Regions from separate parts of the Homo sapiens genome. Here region 2 is linked to region 1. Evidence: chromatin contacts called from ENCODE Hi-C data. All regions are on one chromosome and are shown on one strand. Each heading gives the region's core, a stretch centred on a gene start or an enhancer-like site at or near the end of the contact. The rest is flanking DNA. Distances are from core to core; before and after follow the strand shown.

Region 1 (5,677 bases), core at 1,288-3,787:
ACTGCAGCTGGTGAAGGTACGCTCAGTGTGGCTATATTGGCAACTGCATTCTTACTGGCATATCAGATTTGCTTTTTTTCTTTTTCTACTATGACCATAGAAGAAGGATGTCAAAGTCTGATTGAAATCACCATTGCAAAATTATAACTGAGACAATGAAAGAGATCTGACCTAACCAACTCCGTCTTGCTTCTAACCTCCAAGCTGTCCTTGTTCATTTCTGGGCATAGGCTGAACTAACTATGGGAGGAACCTAGCTTTGAAACAAAGAGATCACGGCCCTTTCCCAAAACAAACCCCTTTAGCCACAAGATTTGAAATTATGGGTTAGGAGTCATGTGGCTGAAGGCTGCAAGATTCTAAACCTCCCCAAATTGCTCCTGGGGATAGCATCCCTATTGTAAAACCTAAACTCGGTACTGAAGATATTTTGCAGACCATGCACTCCATCATCATCACAGCCATTGATCTGGCTGGCACCACCCAGATCAAGAAACTGACTCATCTTGTCTTGTGGTCCCCCGCCTAGGAACTGACTCAGTACAAGAGGACAGCTTTGACTCCCTATGATTTCATCTCCCACTCAACCAATCAGAACACCCTACCCACCAAATTATCCTAAGAACTCCAATCCCTGAATTCTCAGGGAGATTGATTTGAGTAATAATAAAACTCTGGTCTCCTGCACAGCTGGCTCTGTATGAATTACTCTTTCTCTATTGTAATTTTCCTGTCTTGATAAATCGACTCTGTCTAGGCAGTAGGCAAAGTGAACCCACTGGGCAGTTACACCTCTGGCAGGGAAATATTCTACCTATTTAAAGAAACAACTGAAAGTGAGTTCATTGAACAAGAATGCCATGTAACTTTCCGTGTAATTCCCTCAACCACCTTGCTGGTAAGAATGCTTCACTCATTATTGCTCAGTCACTTGGGGCCATGATAACTCTTCAGAAGAGGGAAGTTCATGTGGGCGAGAGCTGGTGTAGGCCAGGTAGAGAAGGAGGAGCAAATGACACAAACCATGAATGCAAGTTTTGTTTTTCATTGTAAAACATTACGTTTCTTCCCGCTATGAGCATCAAGCGGGAAACGATCTGTACGTTGGAAGAAAAACAAGAGTTCTACTTTAATAAAACAAGAACACACATCACCACCTACACATCGGATATCTGGCAGTAGATCATGGCTACAGGATTTATAGGAAGCACAGAAATGAAGAGGAGAAATCAAGAACTAGCCCAGAGACTGCAGGACTCATTAAAAATACCTATCTTTAATTAAGAAATGAATATCTTTGAGAAGAAAATAATGGATTGTGGAAATGAGCTAAGAGAGGAAAAGAGGTTCTGATTAAAATTACCTTCTCAAGGAGCTAGAAAAAATGTTAGGTATCTTCTAGTACAACCTCCTGATTTGACAGAAGGAGACTGAGTCACTCTGTTTGGAGCCAAGTAACTTCCAAACCAAGGTCAACTACTCCTTAGACCAAGAGACCAGAACTCAGACCCTGGTCTCTTGGCTTCAATTTGTTTTGGATGATTAAAGTCTTTATTCTTCTGAAATGTGCCAAATGATTGAACTTCAGAAAAGGGTGAAGTCACCACGGACTGGCTGTCCAGGGGGCTATTCAATTAGAACAGTAAATAAAGCTTGATTTAAGTTTTCAGTGGCATGAATATCAGAGCGGTGCAACAACCTGATCCCCTATAAGGCTCTGGAAAGGCAAACTCATAAAGTGTGAAAAATGTATCCACCGTCCAGGAAAAGAAGACCAGAACAGGCTCTCTCCTAAAGAGAAATGGACTAAATTTTCACTGGGTGGGTAAGAAGCCTCCTATGGACGCAACTTCTACTTTATGATCAGCCTAAGGCAGAGCCACAAGTCACAAACACAACTTCAGTGCTTCTATCCATGAGTCAAGCCTGCCCCTGAGTAACACAAGGGACCTTCACAGTGTCTATTAAGATAATTTTAAAAATCAAGCACACAAGAAAGAAAAGCGTCATTCTGATGCTGATTGAGGATGCTATGTTTTGGAGTTGTTTCATACAGTTCTTTAAATTTTCATAAATAGAGTTTCTGCCTCTATTTGCATTCTAAAAAGATGGTCCTTTTTCTTTCTAACATTAACATGATATCACCCTCCCCAACTCAAAAGTAAAATGAAAAGAACAGTTAAGGTTCAAAATGTTTAAATCATGCAAAAATCAAGGGAAATAAGAATAAAAAGCAATACCTCTTTGTTTCAGCCTGCCCTTGTTCCTGTGAAAATCCATCTCATTATATTCATGGGTTCTAATTTAAAGAATAACACACTCGGTGGGAGTCCAATGACTGTTAATGCTGCTATTGTTAACATCATGAATGGTGTGGGGCTTTTTCCTACCCAGGCACCACATTTTGGAACAAAGGAAAGGAACAAGGTGGCTCTGCTATTATCCAAATTGGCCTCTGGCATCCACCGGAGGAAGTGACTGAGGCCGGCTGCTCTTTCTCAGGTATCCCCGGGGAATATACACGTGTGATTAGCCTAACTGGCCACTGGGTGTGACCACGCTCCACACAAAAGGAAGCAGAGGCTGTTCTCAAGGGATTTTCCTGGCAGGGCTTAGACACGCGCGTGCACGCACACACACGTGCGCACACACACACCATGAAGTCTTCACCCTTGGAAGGGAAAGCTTAAAAAGTCAGTTCATGCTTGTTCGTGACTTCCAAGTATACACTTCGGGTCCACGTTATTCATTCTCCTTTTCTCTCTACAATTATAACCCATCTTTCTATTAGGTCTCAATGAAAGAATAAGAAGCGCATCAGTTCTGTATCCCAAATAACACAAATCAAAAGAAATCACCCCTTACACTGAATCTAAACATGCCTGCAGCAAAATCTTTCCATCCTAAAATCATATACCTCTGATTCCCACAACTAATGCTGTCTGTGGCTGGATTGCAAAGACAAGTATTTCTGGGTTTCTTTTGAAGAGCAAAGCCCAACATATTTGTGGTAGTGAATTAGACCTACATCCACTGCAGTTTTAAAGAAAACTGATTCAGGTATGCACGACAAGGACTTGAGTTCCAGTGTCATATAAGAGCACTGTGCTCAATAACTTCTCATGATACTACTGGCTAATCAGGATTTTTCATTTCCTTCCACACACTGAACAGTATTTAAATGGCAGAGCAAGGGAAGGAAGGATAAAGTCTACTATTGCAAAGAAATATTAAAAAAAGAGTAACCACTCACATTGTTTGTTTTCAGCTTTATTGAGATATAATTGACAAATAAAAATTCGTTTTTTGTTTGTTTGTTTGTTTTTGAGACGGAGTTTCCCTCTTGTCACCCAGGCTGGAGTGCATTGGCATGATCTCGACTCACTGCAACCTCTTCCTCCTGGGTTCAAGTGATTCTCCTGCCTCAGCCTCCTGAGTAGCTGGGATTACAGGCGCCCACCAACACACCCGGCTAATTTTTTTTTTTTTTTTTTTTTTTTTTTTTTGTATTTTTAGTAGAGACAGAGTTTCACCATGTTGGCCAGGTTTGGTCTCAAACTCCCAACCTCAGGTGATCCACCCACCTAGGCCTCCCAAAGTGCTCGGACTACAGGAGTGAGCCACCACACCTAGCCAAAATTTTATATATTTAAGATGTACAACATGATGTTTTAAGGTATATATTCATTGTGAAATGATTACCACAATCAGGATCATTAACACATCCATCACCTCGCGTAGCTGCCATTCTTTTTGCGGGTAGTGAGAACTTTTAAGATCTACTGTTAGCAAATTTCAAGCATACAATACAGTATCATCAGCTGTAGCCACAATGCTGTGCATTGGAACCCCAGAACTTATTAATCCTATGACTAAAAGTGTCAGAGGCATTTGAACCAGAGCAACTCCATCTTGACTAGGACTGAGTAACATAAGGCTGAGTTCTGCATTCTAAGTCACAAGATGAGACAGGAGGTCGGCACAAGATTCGGGTCATGAAGACCTTGCTGATAAAACAGCATGCAGTAAAGAAGCCAGCCAAAACCCACCAAAACTAACATGGCGACAAGAGTGACCGCTGGTAGTCCTCATTGCTACACTCCCACCAGCGCCATGACAGTTTATGAATGCCATGGCAACGTCAGGAAGTTACCCTGTATGCTCGGAAAAGGGGAGCCATGAGTAATCCACCCCTTGTCTAGCATATAAACAAGAAGAAATAGCCATAAAAATGGGCAACCAATGGCCCACCTTGCTGCCCTGCATAGGGAGTAGCCATTCTCTTATTCTTTTACGTTCTTAATAAACTTGCTTTCACTTTATGAATTAGCTTTGAATTCTTTCTTGTTTGAGATCCAAGAACCATTTCTTGGAGTCTGGATCCAAACCCCTTTCCAGTAACATCTTTCCGGCAACCAAGGAAGAGACAATGCTGAGGAAAACCCCAATCCAAAGGCCAACTATGGGTAAGTGGTGGGGTTCAGTAACATAAGCTTATACTCTTTGGCCAACATCTCCCAATTTTCCCACAACCCAGCCTCTGGCAATCACTGGTCTACTCTGGTTCTATGAGTTTGACTTTTTTAGATTCCACACATAAATGAGATCATACTGTATTTATCTTTCTGTATCTGGCTTATTTCACTTAGTATAATCTCCTCCAGGTTCATCTGTATTGCTGTAAATGGCAAGATTGGCTTTGTTTTTACGGCAGAATAATATTTCACTGTGTGTGTAAATATACACATAAAGAAAATATGGTGTGTGTGTGTATATGGGTGTATATACATATATACACCCATATACGTGTATATACATATATACACCCATATATATGAGTATATACATATATACACCCATATATATGAGTATATACATATATACACCCATATATATGTATATCGCATATATATAGCGCATATATATGTATATCGCATATATATAGCGCATATGTATATCGCATATATAGCGCATATGTATATCGCATATATAGCGCATATGTATATCGCATATATATAGCGCATATGTATATCGCATATATATAGCGCATATGTATATCGCATATATATAGCGCATATATCGCATATATATAGCGCATATGTATATCGCATATATATAGCGCATATGTATATCGCATATATATAGCGCATATGTATATCGCATATATATAGCGCATATGTATATCGCATATATATAGCGCATATGTATATCGCATATATATAGCGCATATGTATATCGCATATATATAGCGCATATGTATATCGCATATATATAGCGCATATGTATATCGCATATATATAGCGCATATGTATATTGCATATATATATTGCATATATGTATATTGCATATATATATAGTGTATATATATATATATATATATACACACACACACACACACACACATATACACCTTATTTTCTTTATGTAGTCATCCATCTATGGACACGTAGGTTGTTTCCATATCTTGGCTACTGGAATAATTCTTCTAAAAACATGAGAGTGTAGCCATCTCTTCAAGATGCTGTCATGGTGCCAGTGGGAGTGTCTTTCAGCGTCTAATACATTCCTTTGGATATATACCCAGTAGTGGTAGTTCTGTTTTTGATTTTTTGAGGACTCTCTTTACCATTTTCCTTAACAGCTGTGTTACCAGAAAAGGGTCCTGATCCAGACCTCA
Region 2 (5,677 bases), core at 1,935-4,434, 380 kb after region 1:
CTTTACAGGCAGGTGTACCAATGTGAGGTGTAACAACTCAGGGAAGGTGACACTGGAAAGTGATTCATCTTTATTATTGAGCGTCTAATTTGTCCCAAGCCTAGAGTCACCAACTGTCCCAATTTGGCTGAGACTAAAGGGTTTCCCAGGGCACAGACTTTTAGGTTTAAAACCAGAACATTCCTGGGCAGACCGGATGAGCTGATCATCCTAGCAAAGCAATGAGCTTTCCATTATTTCATGATACCTTCAACCTTATGAAAGAGATATCCTTATGTTTAGAGGTAGAAAATGAGCCTCAAAGAAATTAAATAATTTTCTCCTACATCGCAGCCAGTAGGGCTGGTACGCAATCCCAGATCTCTCTAACTTCTCTGCCCATCACCTCCGGTTCTTCTCAGGCAGCCAAACACCCAGCCAACCTGTAGCACCTTGCTACTGTGGCTGCTGCTGTAGGCACCCAGGTCATATGCTTCCCTGCCCAAAGGAAATCAAGACTTCCTAGGACTTAAACAAAAGCTTCAGATGATCTGAGAACTAACCAGACCTATGAGCAAGGCTTAACTAAGGGCCAATTCAATTAGCACCTCACTGCCACCCCCGAGGGTCCTGCAGAGACTACTGTCCACTGGAAGAAGAATGTACAGCAAAACCACTGCAGATATTTTCAAAAAAAAAAAAAAAAATCTCTCCTACCCTCAACCAGGAGACTTTGATTCAGCAGGCTTAGTAGTGTGCCTGACACACTTAGTGGTGTTTTCAGATAAAGATCTCAAGTCCCCCACATGATTCATGAAGCCTTGATACCCGCCCAGTTCTGCTGCCCTGGGCTAAATAAGACTGAGGCTTACTCCACAGCCTGGTCAGCCTCTGGGCCTCATAAATGAGCCCAGGGTAAGTCCAGGCAAGGCTTTCTCTGCGGTCAAATAAACCACATGGAGGGAAAAGTTTGGGGAAGAAAAAGTATCCCAGCTCTACTATGCAATGTTGGGTAAATCCCTTCACCTCTTAGTGCACCCACATCCTCATTCGTAGCATGGGGATCACACTGTTGCCCACCCAAGGACAGCACACATGAGGCACTGGGCACATCGACTCACCTGGCGCTGACTCCCACACTCTTTCCACACTGGCACCCACTCAACCTCAACTGAGATCCTCAACAATCACATTATTTTGTTTCAAAGAGGTTCCACCCCGTAGGCAGACACCACGGAATCTCACCCATTTTGTTCTGGCCTCTGTACGGCTGTCCATTCTCATCTTTGGAATAACAGTGCCCTTCATTCCCTTCCAGAACCCAGTCCAGCAAAAGAGGCCTCAGTGGGTGCAACTCATAGATGAAATTATAAACTGAAAACATTGTATGTTAAGTGGTGGGCTGTTCTCATTTGAAAAGGAGTGTTTGCTTTACAAAAGGATTACTGAAAGTTTTTAAAATAGAGCCTGAATTGCATTTATCATTAGTTTTGAGTAACAGTAAGTAGTAGTATATTTCCAGCCTCTGAAATCTAGAATCCTTAAGACCTGGTCTCAGGAAGTTTTCTAGTTTATGGAAGAAAATAAGTTTCCATGTTCATAATTCCCTTCCCTTTTCAGTTTCCTTTGCATATTGGCCCCTCCAGGTCTTCGGGACTGATTTGGTGGCCCTCTCCCTTCATCCCCTGCATTTTCTCATTCTAGGGGATCTCATCCATTACTGTTTTGTATCTGCACCAAGACATCATTTCTGGACGTCAACGGCCAATCTTGACCTGAAGGTCTACGTGCATGTCCAAGGTGATGTGCCTGTTATGGGTTGAATTTTTGTCTCCCAATAAAAGATCTTTTGACATCTTAACCCTCAATACCTCCAAATGTGACCTTACTGGGAAACAGGGTCATTGCAGATATAATTGGTTAAGATTCAGTCATAGTGGAGTAGAGTGGGCCCCTTATCCAATATGACCAGTATCTTTATAAAAAGATGACCTTGTGAAGACACAAAGACACAGAGATACCCTGTGAAGATGGAGGCAGAGGTTGGAGTGATGCTGCCACAGGCCACCAGAAGCTGGAAGGGGTAAGGAAGGAGCCTCCCCTCCAGGTTTCAAAGGCAGTGTGGGCCTGCTGACGCTGTGATTTCAGATTTTTGGATGCCAGAATTGTGAGAGATTACATTTCTGTTGTTTTTGAGCCACCTGCTTTGTGATCCTTTGTTATGACAGCCCAGGGGACTCACACAGCTCCCAGCCTGGACTCTAGTGTCCCCCTCAGGAAATGGGACCTCCTACACTCAGTTTCAGGTAGCAGACACCTGGGCACTGTCCTCGGCCCTCCCTTTCCCTCTCCCTCCCTGTGTATCCAGCCCAGCCCAGGTCCCTCCAATCCCACCACTTCACTTACAGCCACCTCCACCCAGTGATGGTGTAGCCTCCTGACTGGCTTTCATGTCTATCTTGCTGCCCTGGTCCACCCTCCACAAGCATCCCGATTGGCCCTTCTCCACATGGGTTCACATCACCGCACTGCTTATTAACACTCTGTGGACTCCACTGCACGTCAGGTGAAACCCACACCACCACAGAACTACCTTGCATTGCCTGATGTCTGCTGTCCCTTCTGGCTTCATCAGCTGCCACCACCGTCCCCTTGATCATAAAACTGGACAATGCTGGCCTTTGGGTCTTCCTTCATGTGGCTGTTATTTTTGCCAAAGTCTCTAACTCCCATTTGCCATTAGGTCTCAGCCCAAAAGCCACTTCCTCAGAGAAGTGCCATCTGTTTCCAGCCCTCCTGCCACATAATCTCTCTTCACAGTCCCCGTTTTCCCCTCGCGGCATTTGTCACAGCTCTTAGTCACATATTTATTAGTGTGGGGGTTGTTCACGGGTGCTGTTGCTTTTCATGTCTTTCTCTCCCTCACTGTGGGCTCCATACGAGCAGGGACAGTATCTATTTGTTCTCCTGGTGTTGGCAGAGAGTAGAACAATGCCTGGCTCCTAGGAGGTGTTCTATAAATATTTGTGGAATGGTCCAGCCTAAATGCCTCTTTTTGTGGCATGATGAGGTATAGGGATGTGTTGATTCTAAAATAAACACTATTAACGCTGGCACTAACTCTGCTCACACCAGGAGGGCTGTGAGAAGGCAGAGCTGCTGAGAAACACCACATCAGGACTGCTGCCTAAGGAGGCGTGGCCAGGCATCTGAGTCCTTGATTTTCTGTGGCCTACAGGGTGCGTCCGGCCAGATTCCTGATGTAAGGGATTACCTGATTGGTTCTTGATGCTTTGCAAAGCTCTTCCTCAAGGATGACCTTACAGAGACTCACAACAACCCCATGAGGGAGGTCCCATAGGCGTCACTATCCCCATTTCCCAAATAAAGACAGAGGGGCAGGGCTCACGCAGCTCATCAGGCCAGGTCTGGTCTCCTCACTGGGTAGAGAGGCCCTTAACACAACAGGAAGTACTGCAGCTTCTAAAGAATGACTTTTTGACAAAAAGCAACATATGAATCTAGCAAGGAATTGATCCTAACATATGGGATTATCATCTGGGTTCCATCAGAGCCACCCCTGTGGTCACATGATCATTGTCTAACAGTGTCATCAGAAGCAGCTGGTAGTTATCCATAACTCTTGGAACAAGAAGAGAAACACCAGCCTGAGTGTTTCCTGGCTACAAGTCATTAAGGCAATTTCACTTACTCATTAAGAATTAAAGAATTAGGCTGGACGTAGTGGCTCATGCCTGTAATCCCAGCACTTTGGGAGGCCGAGGTGGGTGGATCACCTGAGGTCAGGAGTTTGAGACCAGCCTGGCCAACATGGTGAAACCCCATCTCTACTAAAAATATAAAAATTAGCCAGGCATGGTGGTGGGCACCTGTAATCCCAGCCACTTGGGAGGCTGAAGCAGGAGAATCGCTTGAACCCAGGAAGTGGAGGTTGCAGTTGGCTGAGATTGTGCCATTGCACTCCAGCCTGAGCCACAAGAGCGAAACTCTATCTCGAGAAAAAAAAAAAAAAAGAATTAATTAGACAAAATACTGGATTTTTAAAACCAAATCTGTAAGAAAAACAAAAATTTTAGTTCTAACTCTCTAGTGAATGGGAGTATCCTAACGAAATCAGCATCTCCACCTGCAAATTGAAGTTACCTCTCTGGGACCTGCAGTACTCAACTCATCTCTCCTCTGCCTTTCCAGGCAGAAGATCCAAACTAAAGCAGCAATGGGTCAATTTGCCAGACTTATTTATGTGTCAAGTGCCTTTAATGATAAAAAAGGATTGATCCTGCATTCAAGAATGACTCAAAGGTGATGATGGAGGCTGCCCTGGTGATGGCCTCATCCTGGCAGGACAGATCTGCCTGCTGCTGTTAGAGGCAAAGTGGTGGCTAGGCACAATGGCTCACACTTGGAATCCCAGCACTTTGGGAGGCTGAGGGAGGAGAATCACTTCAGCCCAGGAGTTTGAGACCAGCCTAGGCAACATGGTGAAACAACATCTCTACAAAAAAAGAAAGACAGAAAGAGAAAGAAAGAAAGAGAGAGAGAGAGAGAGAGAAAGAAAGAAAGAAAGAAAGAAAGAAAGAAAGAAAGAAAGAAAGAAAGAAAGAAAGTTAGTTTTAATTATCTGGGCATGGTGGTGCATTCCTGTAGTCCTAGTACTCACGAGGCTGAGGTTGGAGGATCACTTGAGCCTAGGAGGTGGAGGCTGCCTGAGCAACAGAGCAAGACCTTGTCTAAACAACAAAAAGAAACAGTGAGCCACACACAATGCTTTTCTGTTGACTCCAGGCTTTAGCAACTCTCGAAAAGGTCTCCCCTGCTCACAAAACACTCACCTTACTGACAATCACTGTGGTCACTCAACACCTCTCAATCCAGCCACTCCCCCCATCTCCAATATCACTGCCTCAGCTCTAGCCATCATCTCTCATCTGCATTGCCACCAAGGCTGCCAGCCGGGTCCCCAGCCTCCTCACCCCTTTCCAAGTCAGATGTGTTTTCAAACATAATTATGCGACTCCCAAACTCAACTGTGGCTGAAGCACCTGGACACTGCTGTGACCATCCAGGGCTGGCACAGAAGTTTTTGAGGAGAAAAAACAGTACTCAACATCTGCCAGGCACTGCCCCAAACTGCCAGCTCAAGGTAGCTCTCACTTTCCTCATTAAGTCAAGCTACATTCCTTTCAATGATATCATATGTGTGTGATGCTGGGTTTTCCAGACTGCTGTGATAAAAAGTAAGCACCTTCTTATATACCCAAAGGAAGTGAACACAGGAGCTCAAAGAGATGCTGGTTCACCTATGTTCACAGCAGCACTATTCACAATAGCCAACAGGTGGAAACAGCCCAAATGTCCATCAACAGATGAATGAATAAACAAAATGTGGTGTATCCGTACCATGGAGTATTACTCATTCTTAAAAAGAAAGGAAGAACTGAAACATACTACAACATGGATGAAAACTGAAAACATGCTAAGTGAAAAAAGCCAAACACAAAAGGATAAGTATCATTCCACTTATATGAGGCACCTAGCACAGTCAAAGTCACAGAGACAGAAAGTAGAATAGCGATTGCCAGGGGCTAGGGGAGTGCAGAATGGGAAGATATTGTTTAATGGGTCCAGAACTTCCCTTTGGGGTGATGAGAAAGTTCTGGAAATGGATAGTGGTGAT

Evidence for each region. A loop is a pair of places that touch in the nucleus more often than their neighbours do. Pooled maps may share reads with other maps.
Region 2: a map of HCT116 shows a loop between it and region 1 (4-fold over the local background). The contact joins two enhancer-like sites. A Hi-C loop is called at or near these places in 3 of 168 maps with a recorded cell type or tissue (HCT116, endothelial cell of umbilical vein and left cardiac atrium) and 10 of 50 pooled maps.

The regions. Positions count from the first base shown.
Region 1 is chr6:156,173,719-156,179,395 of GRCh38, forward strand. All of the region lies in intron 3 of LOC101928923 (a long non-coding RNA gene), which reads right to left. Among named protein-coding and RNA genes, the nearest start is that of SNORD28B, 200 kb to the right of the region's middle. RefSeq lists an enhancer at 1,799-2,670. Within about 2 kb of position 2,538, at least 3 of the 41 ENCODE cell types and tissues checked have a DNase peak (open chromatin) inside an H3K27ac peak, as active enhancers do.
Region 2 is chr6:156,554,512-156,560,188 of GRCh38, forward strand. No RefSeq gene overlaps it. Among named protein-coding and RNA genes, the nearest start is that of SNORD28B, 180 kb to the left of the region's middle. Within about 2 kb of position 3,185, at least 6 of the 41 ENCODE cell types and tissues checked have a DNase peak (open chromatin) inside an H3K27ac peak, as active enhancers do.